Regions from separate parts of the Homo sapiens genome. Here all the other regions are linked to region 1. Evidence: read pairs that join two places in POLR2A ChIA-PET (ENCODE). Cell type or tissue: MCF 10A. All regions are shown on one strand. Region 1 holds the start of ARHGEF37 (Rho guanine nucleotide exchange factor 37). Region 2 has its middle 9.3 kb from the start of MIR145. Region 3 overlaps AFAP1L1 (actin filament associated protein 1 like 1).

Evidence for each region. Peaks named below come from ENCODE experiments on the same cell type or tissue, not always from the same donor. Only the 100,000 strongest peaks of a DNase experiment are listed, where the experiment ranks them.
Region 2: POLR2A ChIA-PET joins it to region 1 with 21 read pairs; 7 of 35 experiments call an interaction of 5 or more read pairs at or near these places.
Region 3: POLR2A ChIA-PET joins it to region 1 with 14 read pairs; 2 of 35 experiments call an interaction of 5 or more read pairs at or near these places.

What each region holds. Positions count from the first base shown.
Region 1 is chr5:149,579,348-149,583,347 of GRCh38, forward strand. ARHGEF37 (Rho guanine nucleotide exchange factor 37) reads left to right here and starts at 2,151. Exons shown (of 13, transcript NM_001001669.3): 1 at 2,151-2,277. RefSeq lists an enhancer at 1,812-1,941 and a silencer at 2,022-2,201. In MCF 10A, no CTCF peak of the experiment used is centred here; DNase peaks (open chromatin) are centred at 1,974 and 2,864.
Region 2 is chr5:149,437,965-149,441,964 of GRCh38, forward strand. No RefSeq gene overlaps it. Among named protein-coding and RNA genes, the nearest start is that of MIR145, 9.3 kb to the left of the region's middle. RefSeq lists an enhancer at 3,230-4,000. In MCF 10A, a CTCF peak has its summit at 2,152; DNase peaks (open chromatin) are centred at 927 and 2,137.
Region 3 is chr5:149,319,421-149,323,420 of GRCh38, forward strand. AFAP1L1 (actin filament associated protein 1 like 1) reads left to right here. Exons shown (of 19, transcript NM_152406.4): 13 at 162-307; 14 at 971-1,043; 15 at 3,186-3,297. Among named protein-coding and RNA genes, the nearest start is that of GRPEL2, 24 kb to the right of the region's middle. RefSeq lists enhancers at 2,694-3,220, 3,221-3,746. In MCF 10A, no CTCF peak of the experiment used is centred here; a DNase peak (open chromatin) is centred at 1,591.

The sequences.
Region 1 (4,000 bases):
TCACTTCCCGGCTGACTTTGGACAAGCCACTTAGCCACTCTAAGACTCACTTAGTTTCTTTATCAGTAGGTTAGAATAGACAAAATATCAAAATTGAAGAGAACCTTAGAGATCACCTCAATCAGTTTTTAACTTGTACCAGACTTTTCTTTGAAGCATCCCTAATAAGCTTCTCTGCTTGAATGTTTACTTTTAGTGACAGGATATGCTCTCCAGGCAACTGATGTTATTATTATTATTATTATTATTTTTGGGACAGAGTCTCACTCTGTCGCCCAGGCTGGAGTGCAGTGGTGTAATCTTGGCTCACTGCAACCTCTGCCTCCAGTGCTCAAGCAATTCTTCTGTCTCAGTCTCCTGAGTAGCTGGGATTACAGGTGCCCACCACCATGCCCAGCTAATTTTTGTATTTTTAGTAGAGACGGGGTTTCAACATGTTGGCCAGGCTGGCCTCGAACTCCTGACCTCAAGTGATCTACCCTCCTTGGCCTCCCAAAGTGCCAAAGGGATTACAGGCGTGAACCACCGTGCCCCGCCAACTGATGTTATTTTTGAAATACTCAAATTGTTAGAAAAGTTCTTCCTTACATTTTAAATTGCAATGCATCTCCTTACAGCTTTCTGCATCCTGGTGGCCTCTAAGATCATACAGGTTAGGTCTAATCCATAGGGCTACTTTTTTGAAAAGTCCTCAGCTTCCCTTGCTTTTCTTTTTTCTTTCTTTTCTTTTTCGAGACGGAGTCTCGCTCTGTCACCAGGCTGGAGTTCAGTGGCGTGATCTCAGCTCACTGCAACCTCCGCCTCCAGGATTCAAGTGATTCTCCTGCCTCAGCCTCCCAAGCAGCTGGGATTACAGGTGTGCACCACCACGCCCAGCTAATTTTTCTATTTTTGGTAGAGATGGGATTTCACTATGTTGGCCAGGATGGTCTCGATCTCTTGACCTCGTGATCTGCCCCCCCCTCAGCTTCCCAAAGTCCTGGGATTACAGCCGTGAGCCACCGCGCCCGGCACCCTTGGTTTTTCTCTTCTGCAAGCTATACCACCCCTCTCCCCTTCAGTTGCCCTCATCTGTCACATTCAAGAGGAGACACTTTTCTGGTTTTCATGTTTTTCTGAGTGTAGAGTGGTGGTTAAGCAGCCTGAACCCTCAGATAGTCTGAATTCGAATACTGGCACTGTCACTTAGTAGTTGTGTGTCATGGGCAAGTTATTTTCACCTCTGTAGCTTAAGTTTCTCTCTCTTGAAAATGAGGATAATAATAATGATACCTATCTCTTAGAGAAATTGTGAATGAGATAATTGAGACAGTACAAGTAAAACATTTAGTATAGCGCCTGGCCCTTAGTAAGCAATATGACTACTACCAGCAGTAATAATAAATAATAAGCCCTAAATTAAGCCCTAAAAATGAAAATAAGAATAAAAGAAGTGGCAGAATGAGAAAAGCTAATCTAGTCCATTCCTGACGCTACAAACAAGGTTTGGTTGCCCCGATATGAAACTTTACATGCGTTTCATAGCAACTATCACTTTCAATGGTGGGTTTAGTGTCTTGCACAGGAGCCCAATAAGGCCAGGACCTTGTCTATCGTGTTAACTGTTGTGTTCTCTGTGCCCAGAACAGTGTCTTGCTCCCAGTAGAGTGAAAGAATGGACCAACACCGTCATGTCATGGAAGCGACTGGCCGACTTGGCTAAGGTTGTGCAGGGCTCCCAGGAGAGCTGGGGCAAGAACCAAGGGCTCCTCGGCAGCCAACACTAAGAATTAAATTGAGGCCCAGCCCTACAGTTTGGTGATTCGGGCAGGAGCAAAGGTATCCAGTAATACCGGGGTCAGCATTCCCACCGGGTGGCCTAAATGCCGGCTCCTGTTTTCTGGATGACGAGCCCGCGGAGAAGGTGGCTTAATGAGAGGCCGCGGGAGGGTGGGTGCCGGCACGTCGCTAAACTCCGCCTGCAATCCTTCGGGTTGGCTGCCAGCCAGGGCACGGTTCCGAGCCGGCCGGGGCTGACTCCGGGAGCAGCGAACAGAAAACAACCTGGCTCCAGAAAGACAATTAACAAAGGCTGGAGACCAGCCACCCCCTCGCGGCGCACGCACGCAGGCAGCTGCGTGGGCATAGCCGCGCCCGCCAGCGCCCTCGGTGGGCACAGCCACCCGGAGCGGCGCGGGTGCCGGGAGCTGGGCGACGCGCCCCTCCTGCCCCGGCTGCGCTGTTGCCCGGGCGGCCGACCTCCGTGCGTGAGCGCCGGCAGGCACCTTGCGCGCGCGGGTGAGTCCGCTGGGCGTTTGGGGCCTGGTCAAGCAGGATGGGGCTGGAGAGGGGTGCAGGAAACAGCTGCTGGGAGGATCAGAAAAGGGAGGTGGGACAGAAAGGCAGGATGCGACGACCTCCCGGGTCCCAACTTGCTTGGTAGCTAGCTTTGTGTCTTGAGCCTTATGAGAATGTAAGCCACCTGGTCCATATGGCCTACCCTAGTCGTTTTACAGGTGGGAAACTGAGGCCCAGGGAGGTTAGCCGGCCTGGAAAAACATTATTATTCTTTGTTCCTGTTTCTCTCTGCCTTCTTCCGTGCAGGATTTCAGACAGCTTTTAGAAAGAATGCATACATTATAACAACGGAAAAATACAAACAATGGTAAAGAATCCTTGCCAAGCAAAATATAATTATGAATAGACAGTCAAGGCCAGGAAAAAAGAGAACAGAAATCCGTGATCCATAGGTGAGGTGACTTGGCTAAGGTCCCTCAGAAAAGTCGTGCCAAAGCTGGGACTAGAAGTCAGAACGTCCGGCTTCTGAACGCCAGAAACTTACAGTGGGGAAGCAGACAGCCTGCCCAGGCACTGGTTCTTAACCTTCTGGGGGTCCCTGACCCCTTAGAGATCTGTGTCCACTCCCAGCAGAAGGGTTCACACAAAGCCTTGTGCACAGTTTGAGATTTGACATGAATTCCTGCTGTAAGGAATGCCTGCAGGCTGCTACTCAGGCAGGGTGGTTTCAGAGCACTTTCTTTGCTCCTTTGAAGGGAGGCAGCTGGTGGAGGAGTACCTGCTGTGCGTCCAGACAGCCAGCTGTGTGATCCAGGAAGCATAGTTTAACCTTTTCAAGGCCTAGTTTTATGTGTAGACGGGGGATGAGAGTGTCTGCTTCATCCTCCAGGTTATTGTCAGACTTAAGAATGAACATAAAGGCTAGTGCTTGACATAATATATGCTCAATAAAAGTGCTGACGATTATAGGGTGACTATAGTTTACAATAATCTATTGTATATTTCAAAATAGCTAGAAGAGAATAATTTGAATGGTTCTAGCATAAAGACAAATATTTAAAGTGATGGATATCCCAAGTACACTGATTTGATCTTTATAAATATATTAAAGTATCACAGGTACCCTGAAACTATGTACATCTATTATGTACACAGTTTAAAATTTAATTTAATTAATTAAAAAAAAAAGTGATGACACACAAAATCATCAAAGCTGTGGGAATTAGGAAAGGGTGATGACCTGGAAGAAATTGGGCTGTATCTGAAATAAAATACAATTTAAAAAATTATAAACATGAAAAAATAAAGTCAGCCCTATTATGACTTACAGACCACACCACATACCTTCGTGATGGTATCCTAAATAAGGGTGCAGCAAGGTACTACCCTCAATATTTGACTCCAAGTCAAAAGCTGAAAGTAGAAACTACCAGATACTGTAACAAGGAGTGTTTACTGGGCTTCACTTGCCTCTTTCAAATGGGGTCAACACCCCGTTTTTTTGTTGTTGTTTTTTCTTTGTTTGTTTGTTTTAGACGAAGTCTCGCTGTCTCCCAGGCTGGAGTGCAATGGCACAATCTTGGTTCACTGCAACCTCCGCCTCCCGGGTTCAAGCAATTCTCCTGCCTCAGCCTCCCAAGTAGCTGGGACTACAGGCACACGCCACTATGCCCGGTTAATTTTTTGTATTTTAGTAGAGATGGGGTTTCACCGTGTTGCCCAG
Region 2 (4,000 bases), 140 kb before region 1:
CTCCTGGGTTCGAGCAATTCTCATGCCTCAGCCACCTGAGTAGCTGGGATTACAGGCGCACCACCGTGCCCAACTAACTTTTATATTTTTTTGTAGAGACAAAGTCCTGCCATGTTGCCTCGGCTGGTCTCACACTCCTGGGCTCAAGCAAAGCACCCCAGAATGTTGGGATTACAGGCGTGAGCCACCACACCTGGCCCCTTCTGTCAAATCTTCCCCATGTGACTCTGATTAAGACACTTGTCAGTGAATTTAGGACCCACTCAAATAATCCAGGATGATCTCTTCGTCTCAAGATTCTTAACTTAATTACATCTGCAAAGATCCTTTTTTCCAAACAAGGTCGCAGTCCCACAGATCCTAGGAATCCAGCTTTGGACATATCTTTTGGGATGCCACCATTCAACCCATCATGCTACCTACTCAAAAAGACCGAAGTAAACTGAAACATTTCTTCTAGCTGTGGGGTGGGGAATGAACTATAGGGTGGTGGGATGGAGGCGGAGTGGGCACGTGTGGGAGGAAAGGCCAAGAGAAAGTGATCTGTGGGAGGGAAAAGTCAGAATGTAGCATTCCTCACCCCTCCCCTGTCTGGTTTAAGCAAATGGCACATTTTGGTGCCTCTGCTGTGGCTGGGGAGATTGGAGGACAAAGCGGGTTTGCAGGAGGTGGGGATTGGGAAGGGAGGAAAGTTTTAGAAGTTTCAAAATGTTTCAAGTAGGTAGTTGGAAGACCGCATGGCAAGGGAGGGGGAATGGAAGCCTCAGATGACTGAGCAACCCAGGCTACAGAAGCCCCATCATCTCCCTCCTTAGAGAGCTCAGCATCTGGGGATGCAGCCACCTGGCAGAGTTGGCCATGATTCAGCTTGTGAAATCCAGGTTTCTCCCAGTCTACATTTGCACAACCAATTCTGTGAATTTAAATGCAAGACTTCTCATCTCCAATGTAAATTTCAGGATCCCTATGACTAATCTTTCCCCGTAATTCTGCCTCCAAACCAAGCAGGAGTGTATGCATAGTATGATCCCATTTTTGCAGGAGGAAAAGACTCTTTGTGTGGGCCTATAACAATAGCTAATCCTGGCTGAGCCAGACATTGTGCTGAGCTCAGCATACTTTATCTCATTTCATTTTCTCAGCCACACTCTAAACAAGGTGGAATTCTCATCTTCCGAGGAAGAAAATGAGACTCAGAGAGGTCACTCGCCCAAACTAGTGACCTATTGGGAGTTGTACGCTGGTGTCTTGGCCTTTGTGTCTATAATCATTAACGCCTCCCCCCACCTTTACGCCCACTTGTAGATACAAATGCATATAAAACATTCAAGCATATACCTACAAAGCTGTTAACAGTGGTTAGTTCTGAGATGGTGGTGAGAGGCTACCCATTACACAGTTCTGCCTCACTTTAAATTATCTTCAAAGGACTGGGCACAGTGGCTCAGGTCTGTAATCCTAGCACTTTGGGAGGCCAAGGTGGGCAGATCACCTGAGGTCAGGAGTTCGAGACCCGCTTGGCCAACAGGGCAAAACCCCTTCTCTACTAAAAATACAAAAATTAGCTGGCTATGGCAACGCACACCTGTAATCCCAGCTACTTTGGAGGCTGAGGCAGAAGAATCACTTGAACCCAGGAGATGGAGGTTGCAGTGAGCTGAGATCGTGCCACTGCACTCCAGTCTGGGCAACAGAGTGAGACTCCATCTCAAAAAATAAATTAATTAATTAATTAATTAAATTAAATTAAATTATCTTCAAGGAATCTGCTTCTCTAATTAGTAAATAGACATCTGTTCATCCAGAGAAAAATCTGGAAGAACATACACCAAAATGTCAACTGTGGTTCCATCTGGGGAGCATAAGCATGGGAAACGAGCTACCTTCCACACTGTATATTTTGATGTTGTTTGAACTTTATACGATGAGCATGTGCCACTTTTGTAAGCAGAAAAAGTAATTAAGACCTTTTTTTTTTTTAACGTAAAAGGAAGAATAAAGAGGAGGGTGACTCAGCAGCTGGCAACAGAGGCCCCACCTTCCTTCCTGTGCTCCTTTCCACCTCTCCCCACCCACATGCACACACCCTAACTGGAAAAACCTGGGCTCCTGCCGGCTGCGTCTGTCCTTCCCGTCTCTCCTCCTAGTGGTTGAACTGGGCCACCGCTAATCCCAGGGCAATAATATCTCCCCCTCACCTTTATTAGTGGCTTGTGGTTTATGGGATGCCTCCAGTGCCAGCTCATGTTTAATCCTCCCCATGATGCTGTGAGGTAGCTATTCTCATGCCCATTCTACAGACATGGAAACTGAGGCTCAGCAAAGCTAAGCTCCCTGCCAGAGGTCACATAGCATGTCTGCGATTGTGCCTGGGCCCAAATTCCCAGGCCAGGCTTCTTGAATGCTGCATCAGTTCAAGCTCATTTCAGGAACCTGAGGTTTGCTACCTAAAATCGGCCTGTTGGATCTTGTTCAGCCACATGAAACAGCAGATGTGCGCCTGTTCTCTGAAGAGCCCATCCCTGCAGCCTCAGGCACTCAGCCCTTCCCTGCACTGCCTTGGCCCTGGGGCTGAGCCTGAGAGAGAGGAATGGAAGGGCGCTTTGGGTCCTGACAGAGAAGCGTGGGTAAAAGGGAGACAAAAAGGGGGCAGACCCCTAGCATACACACAGATGGGCACAGGCAGGCAAACCCTACAGTCTAGGAAAGTGGGTAGGGGCCAGGCAAGGTGGCTTACGCCTGTAATCCCAGCACTTTAGGCCGAGGTGGGAGGATCACCTGAGGTCAGGAGTTTGAGACCAGCCCAGCTAACACGGTGAAACCCTGTCTCTACTAAAAATACAAAAATTAGCCAGGTGTAGTGGCGAGCACCTGTATTCCCAGCTGCTTGGGAGGCTGAGGCAAGAGAATTGCTTGAACCCGGCAGGCAGAGGTTGCAGTGAGCCGAGACCATGCCGCTGCACTCCAGCCTGGGCAACAAGAGTGAAACTCCATCTCAAAAAAAAAAAAAAAAAAAGTGGGTATGGGCTGGATCAGAATCCTGGATATGGCTTTGATCAAATCATTTAGTGTCTGTGGGCCTCAGTTCCCTCATCTGGAAAACGTGCATTACAGTAGCACCACCTTATAGAGCAGTTCCAAGGACTCAGTGGGGAATCCTTAGAGTGCATTTAGCACAATACCTGGACATAATGCCTGCTGAATAAGTGCTGCTTCTTGTTATTAACAAGACTGAATTGATCTGATCAAAGCAGCTCCCTTTGGTTTCAGCGAACATTTACTGAGTGCCTACTATGTGCAGGCCTGGGGTAAGCCCTGGGGATATTGTGATAAAGTAGATGGAGCTCTGCTCTCACACAGCTCCCAAGCGATCAAGGGAGGCCAACCCAGAAAGAGGCAGACCATTCCTGGAGGCCACCAGGGTGGAGGGGTCCATGTGAGGTGAGACCTTGAATGCCAGACTGAGCTATCTGAACCTTCTCCTGTTGGCCTGGGAGCCACGGAAGGTCTTAGAGCAGGGGTCGCTGACCAAGTCGTCTCATGTAGAAGTGGGATCTCGGTCCCTGCGGCCCACCCGCTTCCTGAGCCATCGTTGAGGACGGTGTGGTGGGAGAAGGGGAAGCTTAAGAGGGTCAGGCACTGGGCCTGTGAGGCCAGGATGGGGGCGTCTTGGCTCAGACAGGGTTGAAGGTGGACTCGGGGAGGCCACACAGAGACGTTAGGGAGGGGATTCGGTCCTGGAGTCAGTAGCAGGGGAAGAATCCATTTAAACTCAACCAAGGGCAGGGCTAACAAGCTTATCTGGGGGTGCGGCTGATCACTGCAGGGGCGTCTCAGGTGATTTTGTTTTCTTTCTGCGTGTCTGTGTCTTCCGTTTTTCTACATGGAGTGACCAGAAGAGATGAGGCCAGCTGTTGTTTGGGAGCCCCGGGATGAGACTCAAGGGGTCGCATCTCAGCGCAGGGCACGGAGGAGCTCCTGTGCAGCTGGAGGAAGGAAG
Region 3 (4,000 bases), 260 kb before region 1:
TTGGATTTCTGGATGTGTGCTATAATCTTATTCCTCTTTGACCCGAGTATCGGGTACGTAGTCAGTACTTACAAATATTTCTGGGTTTGGCTGAAGTCAACAGGTCTCCAGGAGCCCTGACAGTAGGAAAATGAACTCCATCTTTGCCTCCTGTCCTTCAGGCAAGCTGTTCAGAGGACATGGGTCGCTGGCTCGGGCTGCTGCTGGTGGAGATGGGCTCCAGAGTCACTCCGGAGGCGCTGCACTATGACTACGTGGATGTGGAGACCTTAACCAGCATCGTCAGTGCTGGGCGCAACTCCTTCCTGTAAGTGTCAGCTGCACTGGCCACACCTGCCCAGGACCTTTCCTGTCTCCATCCCTCTCAGAGGCTGAGTCCAGCCCTGGGCACTGGGAGGGAAGGGAGGAGCTAAGGAAAGCTCCGCTTCCTTGGTAAGCTGGAATGAGTGTCTTCCTCTTCCAGCAAAGAGTGGGGAGCTGGCTGAAGGAAGTAGCCCAGAGTCAGAGGCAAGCTGTGGATGGAAGGAGCAAAAGTAGAGAAGCCTTGGAGTAGTGGCCTGGGCTCTGCCCTCATGTCATGGGACTTTAAGCTTTCACACACTGGAGCATGGGCACGTGGCTAGTATATGGCATTTGGTACTAGAAGAGCCAAGTTCGAGTCCCAGCTCAGTCACCACCAGCAGTGGAAGCTTGCACTGGTTGCTTGCCATCTCGGATCTCTGTTTTCTGACTCATAGAATGGTGGTGATGAATTACCTGCCTTGCAGGTTGTTATGAGAATCACATTGGTCCTGTCTGTGACGCCCTAACACAGCCCATGACACAATGCTGCCTGCCATCTTGCTTTTACCAATCTTCTGATCTGCCTTAAGAGTTTCTGCCAGAATCAATGAGAGTGAGGACACGAAAGCACTGTAAGCTGCAAAGCATCATTGTCATTGTCATTGTCATCGTACATTTTATTTTCTAGATATGCAAGATCCTGCCAGAATCAGTGGCCTGAGCCCCGAGTCTATGATGATGTTCCTTATGAAAAGATGCAGGTACAGTCCCTTGGGGCTGCCCAGGAATGTGGCAAAGGCCACTTATTAGCTCTCCCTCTTTCTGCTCCCTTTACCTTCTGCCTCAGAAAGATCATTTTCATTTAAGCAGCAGTAGCTAGAAGGGGAGCCCCTTCTTATCATAGAGCATGGCTCAGGATGAGGAATCCCTGGCACAGGAGGCTGGGTGGTGTGGTGGAAAGAGACCCAGGTTGGGAGGAAGAAAGGGCTGTGCAGACTCCCAAACACTACCAAAAGGTGAGGCATCGTCTCCGGTTTGAGCAAGTTGCTGGGGCCCTCCTCCTGTTTACCACTCTGTGAACTTATCCTGCTGATTCCGTGGTGTCTGGGGCAGGTCCTGACTCTGGGACCACCCCGCAAGCCTTCACCTGGTGACTTTGTGATCTGGGAGCTTCAGCTCCCAGGCCAGTCTCCATGTTTTGCTTGCTAAGCCAGGGAGATACCAGCTTACTGATTTACAGTGAGGCCTGTGTAGCCATCACATGACCTGGAATGCTCCTGGCAGCATGCCCTGTGCTGTCTCCTCCCTCAGAAAGCAAGAGGAGAGCCACATTCCAATCAGACGCTGGTGGGTGGGTCAGGCCTCACAGTTAGCAGGAGAGAGAGGCAATTAAGCTGCCGAGGACAACAGATGTGTCTGCAGACAGGACCTCTGTCTTGGACAGTGCTGCATGACACACTGAGTTTTCACCTCTAGGACTCTCTTTTCTAGAAATTTGTCCAGTCATCCTTCTGTTCATATGGTCTTTCTTCAGACTCAGATAAACCTGTGGATGCAGCTTGAGGTTTTTCTCAGTTGCAGAGTTTAGTGGCAAGACAGCTTAGCACTTAAGGATGTGAAGTTTGAGTCAGACTCAGGGCTGCTGGTCTTCACTTCCTGACTCCAAAAGGATATGATAAAACCTACCTTCTTGGATAACTGCAAGAATTAAATAATACTTTATGTAAAAAAGTTTAGGCGGGGTCTGGGTGCCGTGGCTCATGCCTATAATCCCAGTACTTTGGGAGGCTGAGGTGGGTGGATCACTTGAGGCCAGGAGCTCAAGTCCAGCCTGGCCAACATGGTGAAACCTCGTCTCTACTTAAAAACTACAAAAATTAGCCAGGCACAGTGGCATGTGCCTATGGTCCTAGCTACTCGAGAGGCTGAGGCAGGAGGATCGCTTGAACCAAGGAGGTGGAAGTGAGCCAAGATTATGCCACTGAACTCCAGCCTGGGCAACAGAGCGAGACTCTGTCTCAAAAAAAAAAAAAAAAAAAAAAAAACAACGTTTAGGCTGGGCGCAGTGGCTCACACCTATAATCCTAGCACTTATAGGAAGCTGAGGTGGGTGGATCACTTAAGCCCAGGAGTTTGAGACCAGCCTGGCCAACATGGCAAAACCCTGTCTCTACAAAAATTAGCTGGGCATGGTGATGCACATCTGTTGTCCCAACTACTCGGGAGGCTGAGGTGGGAGGATCACTTGAGTCCAGGAGGTTGAGGCTGCAGTCAGCCATCATCACACCGCTGCACTCAAAAAAAGAAATTAGGACAGTGCCTAGACATTGGAAGGTCCTATACAGAGAAGTAGATAGTACTGTTGTTGACAACATCATTATTATATTACATTATTATCATATTTAACTCATGGTTTCCTAAGCTTTCACTGGATTTTTAGTATTCTTAATATTCTTCATGCACAAATGTATAGTTAATCTATTAAGTTATGTCACTTCTATCACTGGCTCATCTCATCCAGGACTTTTCTTCTTGAGGGAAGACTGTTTTCTTTTTGAGGCAATTCAGAAAATCAGGATACTTCCAAATGTTCTAAAGACAAAAGTATCGATGATAAATCAAATATAGCCACCCACAGTCTTTTGAGACTTTCTAATTTTCCTCTCAGCAGGTGCTGCAGTTTAGGGTTGCCTTCTGCTGCCCCCCAGCAGAAAGGTATGAGGTTCAAATGATATACTGCTAGCAAAAGTGCTTTATGATTTTTGAGTGCTATGCAAGTCTAAAAATGTAAGACCAAGATCTCAGAGCAAGAAGACTCCATACTGAGCAAAGACCGCAATACACCCTGCATTGATGAGTCTGCGCCTGCCTGAACTTGACTGTCTTCCTCCATCTCCCACCAGGACGAGGAGCCCGAGCGCCCCACAGGGGCCCAGGTGAAGCGTCACGCCTCCTCCTGCAGTGAGAAGTCCCATCGTGTGGACCCGCAGGTCAAAGTCAAACGCCACGCCTCCAGTGAGTTGTGTGTGGGCCTCCCCTGCTGACTAGGGAGGAAGGAAAGGAAGCAGTCTATAGGAGGGATCTCAAAATCAGTTTCCCTGGTGGGTAAATAAATGAGCAAAGTGAGATGCAAGAAAATACTCTACCGTAAGAAAAATCACAGAGCAAGCACAATGATAAAGGGCAGCTAGCATGTGGCCTCAGAGGGAAAATGACAGGGAGTTGGGGGGTGGGGAGGTACTGTAGGAAACCGGTACCCAGTTTTCTCAGGTCCCAACTATAGGGGAGGCTGCTGCTCAGCTCCAGCAGATGATCCCTATGCAGCAGTACCAGGCCCCTAACACCAGATTTGCCAATTACTTAAAAGAGGCCAGAAATCTAGAATTTAGGTGAAGTCTACTTATTTTTTAATATCAGCAACTATTTTTTTTTAATTTAGCACCAAATGAGGCCAAATAGAGAGAGAGAGATTGATGACAAGCTGTATCTGTTTCAGAGGCTAACAATTTGTGATTTCTGAACTGGGGTAGTAAGTGGAGAACTGAACCTATCCAAATACCCTGGAGCCAGCTCCCATGAAAGCCACAGCTCACCTTGGTGTCCCACCCTAGCTCTGCCTAGCACCCCCCAGGAGCTCAGTGAATTGCCTGATTACCACACTGCACAATAATGACTAAGTACACCAGGCAACTCTGTTGTAAATTCTCTTTTACTTCCA